Linked DNA regions of Mus musculus: region 1 is linked to region 2. A link is a loop called in an ENCODE intact Hi-C map of the cell type or tissue named here. Cell type or tissue: left cerebral cortex. All regions are shown on one strand.

Region 1 (8,000 bases), 230 kb before region 2:
GACACCTGGAGAGATGAATGTGCACTGTACTGGCCAGGCAGGAGGTTGGAGGGAGAGGAGTGACTCGCAAAAGCCACTGGGCCAGCAGTAGATATGATGACTTGGAAATTCATTGACTTATACATTAATTATAGATGGTTGCAGGTAATTTTCGAATGCTAGTGGTACTGCTTTCTTCAGTAGACTGATATCAGTTGGAATGATTAGTTGCCGTAGAGAAAAGCTTTAAGTCAGTTATGTTTCCTAGAGTATGTATGCTTAACACAGAAGAGGTTTTTTTTTTTTTTTTTGAAAAGAGCGGAGAGAGAGTGAACAGATCCAAGGCCCTTGAGTTAGGCTTTGAGGAGTTAGTATGGGACGGGGCTTTCGGAACCATAGTGTGAGCCCAACGAGCAGAAGAAAAGCTGTTTCTGAGCTCTCTAATTCCTACAGGGAAATAGGGTTTTAATGACAGCTCACAAACTGAAGAACATTATTCTTGGGTCTAACCTTTGCAGATCTATAGGTGTGGACTGGCAAGATGGCTCAGCAGGTTAAAGCGATTGCTGCCACACCTGAAAAACCTTACGTTCTAGACTCACATTGGTGCGAGGAGAGAACTGACTCCTTCAAGTTGTCCTCTGGCATTCGCACGCATGCCAGGCACTCACACTCAATTTTAAAAAGCACGGGCCCTCTTTTCCTGTGACTGGGTTGCCTTATACACCCTTAACATGAGGGGAGGTGCCTAGTCTTATTGCAACCTGATATGCCATGCTTCCTTGATATTCCTGGGAGGCCTGCCCTTTGGGGTAAGGATGAGTGAATTTACACACACACACACACACACACACACACACACACACACACACACACACACACCCCACACACCCCCCCCCCCACACAGAAGCCCCAAGGTTGTAAGGCTGCATTCTACTTCGTTGCCACTTGGTGGCGCTATGAAACCATTTAAAGAGATAGTCTCCAGCCATAAACATAGTGCTCCTCAAGGCTAATCTAACATAACCAAAGACATTCATTTCTCCATTCCTTCCTCAAGGGGGGGGGGGGGGCGGCAGGCTCAGTGTCTTTCTCAGAGAGTGGACTGGGAACGCAGCACGTATAAGGCAGGTTACTCAAACCTGAAGCAGGCTTAGGATGCTTTCTGCAGGGGAGATTTCTTAAAAGTCTGACAAGAGACTATTCTCAGCATACTTAGCCTGAAAAGTATCTCAATATTTTAGGACCCAGCTATTCCACTCCTGGGCATATACACTTACCTTACCATGTATGCTCACCCATGTCCATTGCTGCTCTATTCACAACAGCAAGGAAATGGAACCAGCCCAGATGTCCACCAACACACGAAGAGAGAATGGAAATACAGAGCCTATATGGAATCTCATTCGGCTGTAAAAATGGCATTATGACGTTTGTAGGAAGATGGATGGATGGACTGGGATGTAATTAAACAAGATGTCAGAAAGACAAAAGCCGGGCTGGTGAGATGGCTCAGTGGGTAAGAGCACCCGACTGCTCTTCCGAAGGTCAGGAGTTCAAATCCCAGCAACCACATGGTGGCTCACAACCATCTGTAACGAGATCTGACTCCCTCTTCTGGAGTGTCTGAGGACAGCTACAGTGTACTTACATATAATAAATAAATAAATAAATAAATAAATAAATAAATAAATAAATCTTAAAAAAAAAAAAAAAAAAAGAAAGACAAAAGCCACATGCTCTCTCTACATGCAGATCTTAGCCTGTAATGTATAAATGTCTGTGTGTGAGTGCGCGCACGCGAACACATACATATATGTGGATAAAGTCCAAGTGGCTAGAAGAGAGACCACGAGGAGGAAAGGGACTGGGGGAGGAGGTAAAGCGAGGACCAGGAGTAGCAAGGGGGATGGGGGACATGAGGGGGAGGGGGAACCTACTAACAGGTTTGTAATAATGCTAACTTAGAACATTAAACATTTTTCTCAGTGGTACTCCTATGGAAGAAATAAAGGCAGGCTTTGGATCTGCCACCCCAGTCAGACTCATTCTCCACAGCCTTCACCAACTTCCACAGTCTGCGGCCTGGGAGAGGAAGCTGGCCAGGGCGGGTCCCACCACCCTCTGGTCACAGGCTGCACCTTACAGACAGCCAGGCCGACCAGCTTCCCGATTTCCACAAGCCTGGTGTGTTGGAGTTTCTCCCTGGCTGTTGATTCTACCCAGTAAATGTCTCCATTTCTTCTGTGCTTGGCAAATTCTCACTCTTTACGTGACTCTCCGAAAGTGTTATTCACTCCATTCTGGGTCCCCGTTGCCTGGCTTTCTGCTAACACTGAAATTCATTACACAATCAGCCTCAATCTGAATTGCGTATTGTGTATACCTTGGTGTATATTGCTGTGCAATGAAGGATATGTTTCCAAGTCTTACACAGTATATATGATTTGAGGCAGCTATAAATACAGTTTATGTCTAATGTGAGTTATAGCTGGGTAAGTTAAATTATGCTTAGTTTTGTGCTTTCAATTTCTGATATTTTTTGTCCTTGACATAGTCTCTGATTTTTTTTGGATACTTTTAATATTCACATTATTTCTTGCTTTTAAAAAAAGAGCTCTAGTAACGTAAAGAGCAATGGAAGGGGGACTGGAACTGAACACCCAGGAGAAGTCACATTTCACTTTAGGAAAGCTGCCTTAATGACTTTTGCCAGTTTTTGTAGCTATGGTACAGGGTGGAGAAAACAACCCAAGCTTTGCATAAGTTGCACAATTCCTCGTCTGACCTCAGCTTTCAAAACTGAAAATGGCTTCTGTTGGAGAGCTCGCAGAGATGATTTTGACATCCATCAATCAAATTCCTATGAGTTCTATGATTTAAATATCACCATCATTGTCATCATCATCACCGCCACCCCCCCCCCACCCCCCCCCACCCCCCCCCCCCCCCCGGTCTGGAAGTTGTCTGGCATTGTGAGTCCAAAGCTAGTTTACATCCTATCACCTTACTTCCCTGCCTCCTGCCTGGGAATCAGAGCTTGGCTGCAGCTCCCGCTGTGTCCTCTCCCAAAGTCTAAGGGGCTCTCTCCCTCCTCTGTCCTGTGGGTTCTGAATCTCTCTAGAGAACCCTGCCATGCTTTCCTTCTCTAGTGCTGGGGCCTCGGCTTTCCTTGGAACCTCTGCTGCACATTTGCTATTCTGTCTGTCTGTCTGTCCATGGTTACAATAACTCTTCTAATAAACTCGTAGAAGAGTTCCTCAGTAACCAGTCTAGTGTCTTCTTCACCCGTCCACCTCCCCCAAAACTTAACCTAGATTAGACTGGCTCTGAACCTAAGCCGCGTGCCCAAGCTCACTTAGCTTCTTAGTGGCTTTCAATCCGGACTGAGTTGCTTTAACAGTAAGCGAGCAAACCCTATGCTGTTCCTATTACTCCACTTGGGGGAGATGCAGCTTAGGACATCAGTGGTGTTTAAAATGCTCCAGGGATACAAGAGCAACAGCATCTTACACCCCCGGCCTCCCATTTGCTTTTAATTCCATTACATTCTGCTAACTGTAAGGAACAAGAAGGACGATGGAGGAAGACATATATTAGCAACAGTGGAACCAACTAAGGGGCGAGAACAGAGAGCAGAAAGGAAGGCCAGTGTGGAAGATTCTGTGTAAGAACATCTAGGTCTGGAAATGGTAAGGATAACCTGAGAAGATGCCCCCGCTCCCATCGTAGCCATCAAAACCTCCATGGTTTGGAACAGGGTAGTGTTAGAAGTCCACAATGCAATGCTAGACTTGATTCAAAGGGAAAAACTCACTGTCAGCAAACTTGGGACGGGTGGATACCCCATCTCTGCCGCTCTCACACACTCTTGAGGTCACAGAAACGACATGAAATGTTAAAAGCACAGGGACCTGCTGTGTGGCTTTTTTTTCCCAGGGACTGTTGTGTGCTGGATCCCCAGCCCCTGGTGCCTATGTGGCCCCCGTCCTCCTCAGCTTCAGTTTCAGTTCTGGGAAAGGGCCTGAGCTGTGGCAGAAGCACACTGCAGACGCTGCTGCTGAATTGCTGTAGGCGACGCAGAACCATGTAACCGGCTAGGCATTGGTGGCTCACTCCTTTAATCCTAGCGTCTTCTTTTAATCCCAGCAGAGGCAGGGGCAACTCTGTGTGGTCACAAGGCTGGGCTGGTTTACACAGTGAGTTCTGGGCCAATCAGGGAATATAGTTTTCCATTTTGTTTTGTTACCTGTCTTAGTAACAAAACAAAATGGAACTCCATAACCAGGAAGAGTTCCATTCTGATGGCAAACTCGGGGCCTCTGGTTAGAGGGTAGACCAGATAGCCTTTCATCTCAGATGGTCTATTTCTTGTGTCCAGATTATACCAGTTTGTTTCTTTTATTATGTGCTAGCCCTCCTCCATCCCCAAAGCATGTGGATTAAAATCACTGACCATCCTGAGAACCCCATTTCTGCCCTTATGGCCCAGAGCTGCCAAGGTGAGGTCCCCACACAGACTGACCCACTTTCCCCCTGCAGCTGGCTCCTGGCCACACCCACTCCCCTTGGGCCAGGCTTCTATACTCAGTAGACCTGCAGTCTTCTGTGACCTCATCTCTTACCTATAGCCAATGCAAGTCCCTCCTGACCTGGCAATGCCAATGGAGGAGTACTTAGTTGGCATGAGCAAGAGATGCTGTGGTACCAAACTCATCCATACTAGCCTGAGGGAGATCATTCCTGCCTACAGATGGGGGAAGGGTGCTTCTGACACAGGACAACAATACGGACACTGGTGTTAAAGCACCAAGGACAATAGACAGATGTGAGTTTGGGTGCTATAAAATCAGAACAGATTTTTCACTTAGTTCCACGGACCCAGAAGTCCTTGCTCTGACATGCTACATTGCGGCCGTTCCAGTGTGCACACAAGATTAAGAGGCATTACTCCCCAGCTCCTGCCGGTTTCTGTAGCAACATTGGCAAGGGAGACACAGTTGAGGCCCAAAGAGACATACGAGTAGTCCCCACATCCTCTCTATCTCTTTGCTTTGATGTACTAGCAGCTGTGCATTTGGTCTTCAAGGACCTCACGGTCTACATTCCTCTCACCAGAGCAGCCTGGGAGAGGCCTGGTCCCTGCCCTTGTACCTTCACTACTCGGATGCCCAGAGCACTCCAGGTCATCCACGCCCTGCTTAGGTGTCTTGGAAGCTTCTATTCCACCTGGATGGCAGAAAAAGCAACTCCTAGGAAAGAGAAGAGTTTCCTGGGCTGAAGAAGGAGAAGGGGTTTAAGTGGCTATTTGCTAACCATGTGGCCTGGAAGTTGTCTCTCCCTCAGGTGGGTAGAGATGATGTCAGGGAAGGCCAGGTCCAACGTTAGGCTGCAGGCTGTAGTAACATCCCCAGGAAAAGGAAGAGGAGAAGTAAAGGAAACAAGGAAAATATAAAATATCCTAAGCAATCTCCCAGCCAGTCCACTTCGGAAAAGCTGGGCTGCTGTGGATGCAGGAGCCAAGTCAACTCCCATCCAGCCTTGATGCAGGCAGAGGCCTGGCGGAGGGACCACAGCTCTCCAAAGGAGGCTAGCCTCCCTTGCCTGTGGTGAGGATTTCTCTGGTCACTTTCTAGAATCCAAATAGCTATGTCGACCAGGGGAGATAATGTTGGTCCTTGGGCAAAAGCCCTTGGCAATTCCCACTCCACTGCTCTGAACAAGTCTATGGTGTTAGCATTCTGTCTAAGCTCCACCCCAGTTGCCTGGCAACAGCCAGGTAGGCCTGACCCACTCTAAAAGGGGCTGCTTGGCCCCTCCTCTCTCTCGTGCCACACTCTCTTGTTCCCTCTTGCTCCCCCTCTCTCCCCATTCCCTTCTCTCTCTCCATGTGGCCATGGCTGGCCTCTACTTCTCTACTCTCTCCCGCTCTCTGTCTTTCTCTGTCTCTACTACCCTCTTAACTCCCCTCCCCATGCCCTGAATTAATTCTGTTCTATACCACACCATCGTGTGGCTGGTCCCTCAGGGGTAAGGGATGCCTTGGCATGGGCCTGCTGAGACACTCCTTCTCCTCCACAACTCACCACACCCCCCATAGAACATATCTTATGCCACTTTATCTTTATGTAAACACATCACATGGAATTTGCTTGTCCACTGTGCAGGGGGAGGCATACCTGGCTGTTTTCATGATAATGGCGTGAGAGATGAACGTCAGAAACTCTTTTATGAATTTATGTCATTCTCCCCTCCAAGCTGAGGGACCTTCCTCCTGGCCCTCAGACAGGCACGCTTTCTGCCAGGAAGACTCTGTTCAATTGTGGCCAAACTGACCGGCAAGTAATACCAGATTATAGGGCCTAAACATTTTGCATGAGATTTTTATAATGCAACTGGGCCCATTTAACGAGAACTTGGAGGGGGTGAGGGGTGGAGAAGTCAGTAGGAAGCTGATGACGGTCACTGTGCATGTCAAATGTCTATCTACACATCTGCACAGATAACACGTGGTAGACTGGTGGGTGGCGAATGAAGCAGCGGTCAGAAGGAAGGAGTGATGGCAAAACAACACAGCGAGCATCTCGTGTCCGCCCCGGGCACATCTATCTTCCCCTGTGTGCCAGACACTGCACTGTGCGGCCTCTGGAACGATGCCACTGTGTGTGGTCTCCTCACTCTGCAGAGGGAACCGAGGGTCAACATCTTGGCATAGTCACGTACATGGTCATCAGGACAGCAAGTCTGAAATCTTTAAGTCTGTCTTCCTCAAGGGGTCCATCAGCTACGTCCCCAGGCATCCAGCCTTCTGTATCTCCAATCAGCATGTGCTCTCAGCAGAGCCTGACTCAGTGGCCACACTGCATCTGCGCTAGCCACAGGGTGGGACTGCTCCCCAGAGCCTCGAAGCTAGGGCTGCTTCCCTCTCTCTCTCGGGAGCATTCCAAAGTCTGAGATTGTTGAATAAGGCAGGAGAGCAGTCAGACTATAAAACTTAAAACAAAACACAACGAAACAAAAAGTCCCCCCAAACCCTCATAAGTATGGATGAGGTCCAGCTAGTGCAGAAGAATTAAAAAATGTCCTTTTTGGTGCCTTTTAGGGATGTGGGTGGTGGATGAGCCAAACGAAGTAAAAATAGCAATGTAGCGGGCCAGAGCTCCCTGACCGGAAAGAACAATATTTATTTGATTAATTTTGTTCCTAGCCGCCCACATTACTTAGACAGAGGGTGTTTCCTCTATGCAAAGGTGGGTCTGAGCATGGACACATACATGCAGGCCCTCAAATCCATACAGCCATTAAGTATGGGCAGATAAACACATATTCCTGCCACCCACTGAGAAGAGTTATTCATAACCTATACAAAAATCAAACTGCTTTTCTTTCCCCAAGCTCTACAAACATAAAAAAAGAAGTTGCTTTATGTAAACACAACCAGCCCTCGGTTTACACTGATTGACAGAAAAGGGAGAGCTGCGGATGTCTGAAGTCCTCGTACTGAACCCGTGGGGTTATCAACACATGGCTGCATGCCTCCTTTCAGGAGAACGTGGGTCCCAGGGTGTGATGGCTGCTATGCCAACGAAACAAGTTGTCGAACCATGTGGGAGACAAACGGGGCTCTGGGCAGCATGCCTGTGAGAAACGATCTAGATTAGGTCAGACTTATCTAGAGTGGATTAGCTTCTGGCTATGCCTTTGAGAGATTATCCAGATTAGGTTAACTCTCGTAGGAAGACCCACCTGAGCTGTGAGGAGCACCATCCCATGTTGGGGTCTTAGACAGAATAAAAAGCACACCAGTGCAGCAGGCGCTCCATTCATTACACTCCTTCCTCACTGAAGGTGACTACAGGGTGCCCAGCTGCCTCGGACCCCTGTTGACGTACTCTGCTATACGATGGACTGCGCCCACGAACACGTCTTTCCTTATGTCACCTTTGTTTGGTATTTTGTCACAGCAGTAAAATGAGTAACCAGTACTCTGGTATCACCAGAGTTCTCAAGAGCCCCACAGA
Region 2 (8,000 bases):
ATCAAGGTGCAATACTGGAAGTTAAGAAGAAAGCTTTAGCTTTATGTTTTTAAAGGCAGGCTCGTGTAGCCTCACGTAGCTCAGTGGGTCTTGAACTCTGTATTGGAAGCCGGTCTGGAGCGTCTCATCCTGCCCCCATCTCCCAAGGACCGGAAGTAGAAGCATGCACTACACACTGGGCAGTGTGATTACCTTTTCTTTTCTTTTCTCTTCTTTTTTTTTTAAGATGTAAGAGTCTAGCATTATTCGTTAGCTTTAAATATCTTCTTTGAAAAAAGAAGACTAGTTGGTGGGGCAACTGCCTCCCAGCACTTGGGAGGCAGAGGCAGGTAGATTTCTGAGTTCGAGGCCAGCCTGGTCTACAGAGTGAGGTCCAGGACAGCCAGGGCTATACAGAGAAACCCTGTCTCGAAAAACCAAGGGGGGGGGAGCGAAGATGAAAACCAATGGGTTCCGTTCAACACGACTGTCGCAGAATAGGAAGCTGATCACGCCCCCTTTCACAGCAGCGTTTTCCCTAAATAATGAACTAAAACATACACAGAATTTCAAAGGTATTTTATTCAAAATTCCCCATCTAGGAGAAAAGATATATAACAGTGTTTACACATGCTTCAATAACTTATTCACTGTACAGCTTACATTTTCTATAACAACACAGTAAAGCAGCAAAGACAACAATTAGCACTCAAATAAGATTCTACTGTGTAAAGCAATGAGCGGCACACTAGGAGGTGGGACCTACTCGCTTACCATGACGGAGTGCCTTGCAGTTAGTTCACAAGCCATCATGGTCAGTGTGTGTTGTTCTGATTTGTAATGCCAAAGCCACCGTGACCTTTCAGAATAGAAAGCTTTTTCTCGCTAAATCTGGTGGGTGAGGAACGGGGCCCATTTTTATCCCTTTTGTAAAAAATAAATATATTCTCCCTTTTTATGCTAAGTCCACAGTTTTAAATAGAAACACATATTTGTGTTTGTGTATACTCCTACACTGCTGTTGCACAGAACTCCACTAATCAGTACTTCACAGCTAGCGAGATAGTCGAACGTTACAGGAACAGAAACAGACCACTTGAGTTTGCCATAGTAGCACCTAGAAAAATAGCACTGGGTCAGATTTCTCTGCTGTTCCTATGATGCAGGTGACACGGGAAACACCAGAGTACAGGCAGAAACCAAAGGAAAGAGGCAAGACGCTTCCCTGCTCTTCAAAGATCTTATCAGCGAATGTACTCTGACATACTTAACAAGGACTTCTAATCTAAGCCAGGCACACGGCAGCCGTGCAAAGGGTGGTCAGATGAAAGTGACTGGGCCCTGAAATCTGACCCTCTGCCAAGAAATTATATTTTCCAAGATTGGGAAAGGCACAGGAGGTGCGCATTTTAATTCGGCTCAAAAATAATGAAAATTAACCTTAAAAGTTGGCAACAATTATAAAAACAAATGCCACTTTCTTTGACAGAACTACAATAAACCAACAAAAAACTTGTCACAGGTCACGATACTCAGGGCCCATGCATGACCCCTCGGCATTTCTGTACAGACCGAATCTGAAGGACTACGTCTATAAAGGAAGGGCTAACAACTGATTTCACCTACAGCTCTGCCCTATCAGTGTCTTCTCTCAAGAACTAATCTGTAGTCAGACTAAGTTCCTTTCTGAGGAACTGCAAACTTTAAATGCTCTAATGTTTAGCTGTGGCAGAAGTAATCGGACATACCACAGAACACAGAGGGGCAGGAAGTCAACTCACACTTTATCTGTAAAGCTAACGAGGGTTTCAGTGTGGTACATGTAAACCAGGAATCATAAGTTTCCAAGAAAACAAACAAAACAAAACAAAAAACCAATCAGCAGTTATGGTCAAGTGTATATTCCATCATTCATATCTTTAAAAGACAGCAATAGTACTTAGGATAATTGTAAACATAAGGCCCTAAAAGAGTACATCTATTCTAGGAAGAGTCATTCACTGTAACGATGCACCTGACATCAGGTACAGACTTCTACTGACAAGTGTAGTGTACCCTGTCCTGCAGCAGGACTCGGGAGGAAGGATGTGCCCACACACTGCTGAGACACTGTAACAGCAGGTGTGACTGTGAAGAGACAGACACAGCAAACCACACGGTCAAAAGGTCATTAGAACATCACGTTCTTGTACACTAGTGTAGAAAGGTCTCCCAAAGATGAAAGAGTGTAGGCCTGGCTTAATTTTCTCAGCTAGAGCCATTATTATGTTAAGATCGCCCTCTGCTGTTAAATCAAGATCTATCTTCAGGTTCCGAAGAGACTTAAAGGGCTTTTTCCCCTTCTGCCTATAAACAAAACAAAAGAGACAAAAACCCCCGCATTATAATACAGACAATGTTCAAAGGGAACGAACAGCAACTGTCAATGCATAAAGGCTTTCCTCTAGAGGAGCAGGACTCACGTATCATCCTCGATGTACTTGATTAGTGTCAAGGCTTTTCTGTGAAGAATGAGGAGGAACTGTGCAAGGAAAGTACTCCTGAGAGACAGGCCAGGCTTCAAATGGAAGACCTGCAGGGACACAAGACAGTGCAGCTTCCGCGACATTGTTGACAGGATCTGACACACAACACCCATTACAGCCATTTCTTCCGATTTCCAAAGGGCAAGACTCTGGTAGCGGCAAATGTCTGGAAACCCACTGTCCCCTTTTCAGATTCCCTAGTTTAATGCACTTAGATCTTGTATTCTACCTTAAAATATCTCCTTATTTTATTATGGAAATAACTAAGTCAATGACTTCAGGTTGTGTGGAGTAGAGGAGGGGACTTTTCAGCTTCAGAGACTTGGGATTACAGGCTGTCCTCACCTCACACAGACCCAGACCCACAAGTCCCAGTGAACACGAGGTTCTCCTCATCTCAACTCTATGTCTATGGCACAGGATCTTGGCCTGATTCCCAGCATGCTATTATGACAAAGCTCTGCTTACGTATAGAAACAAGTCGCATAGAATCCAGTACCATCTCCAGATGTTTACTCATCAGATACTTTTAAAAACAGAGACAATAAGGATGCTACCATTTAAGCAGAAGCAACCTAAGTTTTAAGAATATTTTCAATTCAATTAACACAAATGAAAGCACACCCCTGTCTTCACCAACCACAAAAATTCTAAAGGCAGAGGGTTGGACCTGAAGCAGCCACTAGGATGGAGAATGCTGCTTTAACGGTTAATATACAGGCTATTTCCCATTAATAATTCAAAGAGGAATCCGTTTACAGACTTTAGAAAGGCCTCTAGCACTTTAATTCTTTGGTGCTTTTTATATATTCTGTAGGCACTGTGGGACATATTTTAAAAGAAAATATATGATGTTCTTTTGTCTGGCAATGGGTGGCATCATATTTACCTGATCCAGGAAGGCTTTCACTAGAGTGTCTCTGTGTAAGACATCTTGGAAAATATTCCTAAGAAGAAAAAGGTTCAGATATTAAACGGTTTTACAGAGTTACATTCCACAACTTCTTGCTCTAGTAAAAAAGTTGAAGTTTTATAAACAGATGTGTAAGAAGACAGATGTGTGCATTTGGAATGCATACTTAGTTTGCAGGAGGCCGTGGGTTCAGTATTCAGTGTAAACACACATGCATATACTCAATGTGCACAATATAAACACACATACATATACATACTTAATGCACAGAAAATAAACACAAACGCACATAGATCCACTTTAACGCAAGGGTACATTTGTACACTGTTTGTGTTTTGAGGCTATCCAGGCAGGGCATGTGCCTGTCCATCAGTGTGTTTAGAACCGTCACCTTACACGTTTGCCTCAGGTCAAGAGACTTACCATCTGTAAGTATGAGCCAGCAGCATAACTTATTACTACCGCAGCTAAGGTTGGCTGGCATGTAACGTTCAGACAAAATGGCCAACTGAGGTGACCCACTTCAGCATGCTGGCCAGACAGAAGCTAATGACTGTTTTTTTCTCAGCCCCCATTCCCTTTCAGTGTTTTACTTCTGTCTTTCCCTAGGCTATTATATTCATGTCAGAGGGAAAATATAACATTTTTCACAGTAAGATAAATGCAAAGCAAGACTCAGATGGTAGAGATCACAACATCACTGCCCAGGAACCATGGGGAAGAGGGAAATAGACAGGAGAGCAGCACGCCTCTCAGCCTTGAGGGATGAGTGCACCAAATGGAGAAAGGGGCGCTGGAAGGGACGCCAGCACTTCATGGTTACTGGCTGAAAACGGACAGCACAGTCACGGGGTTTGTGGGTCCCTTAGAACTTAAGTCCACTATTTCCCAATTTCTGCTTTACTGAATGAGATCTGGATCACAAAAGCTGGAAAAGGAAAGACTATCTTCAAGGAAATGTCCGACTTTAATGTATCATCAGACTGCTTTTATCTTAAAAAGGTTAAAATTAAAAGTAACTTAACTGGGAATTACTCTGTGGTACTAATAAGCAACTGCATAGTGGTACAGTAATTGCCCAGTGTGTGAGTCCCTGAATCTGAAACCTCAAACCTCCCAGACTCAAAAGTGAATATTATTTAAACCACACTGATACTATCATGAGCCCACAATAATAGAAGATATAATCTTGTGGCTGAAAATATTTCTGACAATTTTATATTCAAAACATTTACTTAGAACTGGAAATAAAATTCTAAAATTCATGACATGATTTTGTCATGCCAGAATAGCTGAACAATTGCTTTTTCTTCAAATCTTCCAAACAAACATATTCAAAACAAAAACACTAACATGGTGCAAATCCATTCAAGTTTACCTCATTTCCTGAGAAGAGATTCTAAACAATCAACTAAAAAAATAAACAGGACTTCAAGTATATTAGTCACGAGGAAGACGCAGGCACGCAGACTCAGTGAGAAAATTTCTATGTTTTCCAAGATTGCCAGTATGTGAACTAGTGACATAAGAGTTCAATTTGAACGATTCCTCTTCTGAAACAATTCCTCTCAACCTTTCTCAGCACTAACAGAGCACAGCAGAGCTGTGTAGAATGGGTTCTTTTAATTCTGCAGCCCCACACAGGGACCTCTGGGCAGCAGTTTACTGTGGCTGCTGGTGTCCCTACCATGCGCCTCTTGTTTCAGCTCTGCTTTCTTCTTCAGACACACGGTGACACCCATTGGTCCAGGGTCACTGCTTCCTAAAGCCCTCCAACCGGGATGACCACACTTAGCGTCTTTTCAGTGTATACTAAGGACTAGCACCATTTCAAGCTCTTGGTTGATCGGAGAGAACAGGAATAGGGTCTCACTATTCTTTTTTAGACTCTAGAACACCATTGAAATGCTTTCTTGAAGTTTTATAATTAAAATCCCAAGTTCCTCCAAACCCATCAGCACTTACTGCCTTTTACTTTGCTGCTCGCATCTTCTGGTAAGAAATAAATAGCAAAATATAAAATGCAAAGAAAAAACCTGTTCTCTTTATAAATTTCAAATACTTTTCTGTGTTTGATAGTCACACCCAAGAAAAAAATACTTAGAATTACTTCAGTCTACCATACAATGAACGTTATACACTAAATTCCCAGCAGTAGGGGCTGGCACTGATAACTGACTGATAACTATTAAGCTGGCCCTTCATTAAGTAATTAGGAGATCGGTATATATTTGCTAAGTATTTATTTTTAAGAGGAAATCTTTACCTATCTTAGCAAAACAGTATTTTAAGAAATGAAGATTTAGGCTAGGTATGGAGGCACACGCCTTTAATCCAAGTATTTGGGTGGCAGAGGCAGGTGGATATCTGGGAGTTGAAGGCTAGCCTGATCTATATAGTGAGTTCCAGGCCACCTATGTAAGTCATTAGGCCCAGTGAGACTGTCTAAAAATAATAGTATAAAAAATTTAAAGTTGGGGGTGGCAAGATGGCTCAGCAGGTAAGAGCACTGACTGCTCTTCCAAAGGTCCTGAGTTCAAATCCCAGCAACCACATGGTGGCTCACAACCATTTGTAATGAGATCTGACGCCCTCTTCTGGTGTGTCTGAAGACAGCTACAGTGTACTTAGATATAATAATAAATAAATCTTAAAAAAAAAAAAACCTTAAAGTTAAGAAAATAAAGAAAAAGTGCCTGAGTATGTGCTTGTCATATTTCTTTTCTTTTAAATACAACTTGCACTGTTTTTACTCATAAATGAGAAGTTTTATGTTGTTTAACAATGACACCTAAGGCCAAGCGTCACATACAAATCAGGAGTGAAGCTCTCATCTGTGTAGATGATGGTGTCCTGCGCCATGTCCTCTTCTGAAGTTGCCCTCCAGAAGGCTGTCAGCTCTGACCTCATGTATCTGCGTTGATTATAAATATGTTCATGACACGGTGGCATCTGCTTGACAGTGTTGACATCCACATCAATGTGCGTGGTGGGGTACGGGGCATACATAACTTGCCGGAAGGGTAGGACAAAACTGCCTGTTGCATCCTGTCAGAAGGAAGAGAGAACTCACTGACCACATGCCAACTGAGAGAAGCAATTGTTAAAAGAATATAGTAATGATAAGAGATGCATATTCCTGTGAATCTGGTACAGGGCTTGTTCAGAAATAACCTTCAAGCTGATACTGTATAAAAATCCAGCCACTACCATTTGTGTTGACAGTGACAGTACACAGTATACCATAAAAAGTGGGTCAGAACATGCCACGTGCAATCCAACTGTAGGGTGTGGGCACTGCAGGAAATACGCACTGCAGAAAAAGACTACAAAGACCTATGCCAAGTTAATGCGTTTACTTGCTGGTCTGTAAAATTATGACTGCCTTTCTCCATTGTTTTATCTTCTTCCTATATCTAAATGAATATGTATGTTAATAGAAAAGTATTTACCTCTTTCTAGGTAGCTGGGCAGCCACTTACCATGCAGCAAATACCTGCAGTATACAAGGTATTATGCTGAGTGTAGAACACAGAGGCTGCCAAATCTTTCACTCTTAAAGGCTAGGATAATTACTGTATATCAAAGTATTTTCTGGAAAGCTATACAACTCTGATGTCCTTGCTACTGCTGGTTCCTGTTGTTGTAGTTTATCAACTTGTGATAAACTTTGTGAGCAAAGAGATGAGAAGAAGAAGTTGGAGATATCCTGACAATGAAGACTGGACTTGTCTCAAGGACCTAACACCCCTAATCAGTAGGAAATAGTCTAAAAAGATGTGTGCAAACTTCCACCACTAACCTTCTTTCTCTCCTACCTAGTGTTGTGGGGTTGGAAGGAATTAGGGAGGATACAGGTGGGAAGGGATGTCGGGTCTAAGAACCCGATGTGGCAGCTAAAGCAAATAGGCCTGGCTTTGCTTGGAGAGCTCGCAGGTATTTCACCCAATCACAGTTTTGCACCTGCCCTGTGCCCTGTGTAGAGGGAGCTCTTTCAGAAATCACATTATCTAATTGAACAAGGGGTGCTAGGAAGTACTGTGTATCTCATTGTGACTTTAAAGGAAATTGGTAAAATTAAGATTTGTAAAAGCAAAGTTAGAAATGTGTTTTCTTTAATTCTGAGCTCATGATCTGAAACCCAAAAGCTGATTTTCATTTTGGGGGTGAAAGTGGAGACTGAACTCAGGGCTTTTAACTTTCTAGGTAAACATCAACCATATTAAGAATCCAATCACCAAAAGCTAAATTTTTATTTGCAAGAATTCAATTTTTAAGATAGTTTTTAATTTTGTAAACTTAATTATAAGAAATCTTGCATATATATATATATATATATATATATACACATATACATATATATATATACATACATACATACATACACACACATATATATATACATATATATATAAATATCACACACCAAAATTAACCAGACTCAACGTCTATACTAATCCATGAATTTCTACGGTTATCATAGGCATGTGGAACAGAAGCTGTGAGGCTCCACATTCAATTTACCCTTTCAGTATCAAATGTATTCCATGCACTCACCTACCACCTACAAGAAAAAAATCATG

The links. A loop is a pair of places that touch in the nucleus more often than their neighbours do. Peaks named below come from ENCODE experiments on the same cell type or tissue, not always from the same donor. Only the 100,000 strongest peaks of a DNase experiment are listed, where the experiment ranks them.
Region 1: a loop joins it to region 2, with 9 times the contacts of the local background. A loop is called at or near these places in 27 of 42 quality-filtered maps.

What each region holds. Positions count from the first base shown.
Region 1 is chr4:34,957,587-34,965,586 of GRCm38, forward strand. The region is part of intron 3 of Mob3b (MOB kinase activator 3B); the gene reads right to left. Among named protein-coding and RNA genes, the nearest start is that of Gm33620, 30 kb to the right of the region's middle. In left cerebral cortex, CTCF peaks have their summits at 958 (motif pointing right) and 3,420; DNase peaks (open chromatin) are centred at 944, 3,443, 7,114 and 7,513; H3K27ac peaks cover 381 bases.
Region 2 is chr4:35,190,744-35,198,743 of GRCm38, forward strand. It overlaps C9orf72 (C9orf72, member of C9orf72-SMCR8 complex), which reads right to left. Exons shown (of 11, transcript NM_001081343.2): 8 at 6,230-6,465; 9 at 3,394-3,451; 10 at 2,442-2,551; 11 at 542-2,325. The coding sequence ends at 2,139. Among named protein-coding and RNA genes, the nearest start is that of C9orf72, 31 kb to the right of the region's middle. In left cerebral cortex, a CTCF peak has its summit at 2,266 (motif pointing left); DNase peaks (open chromatin) are centred at 2,274 and 2,453.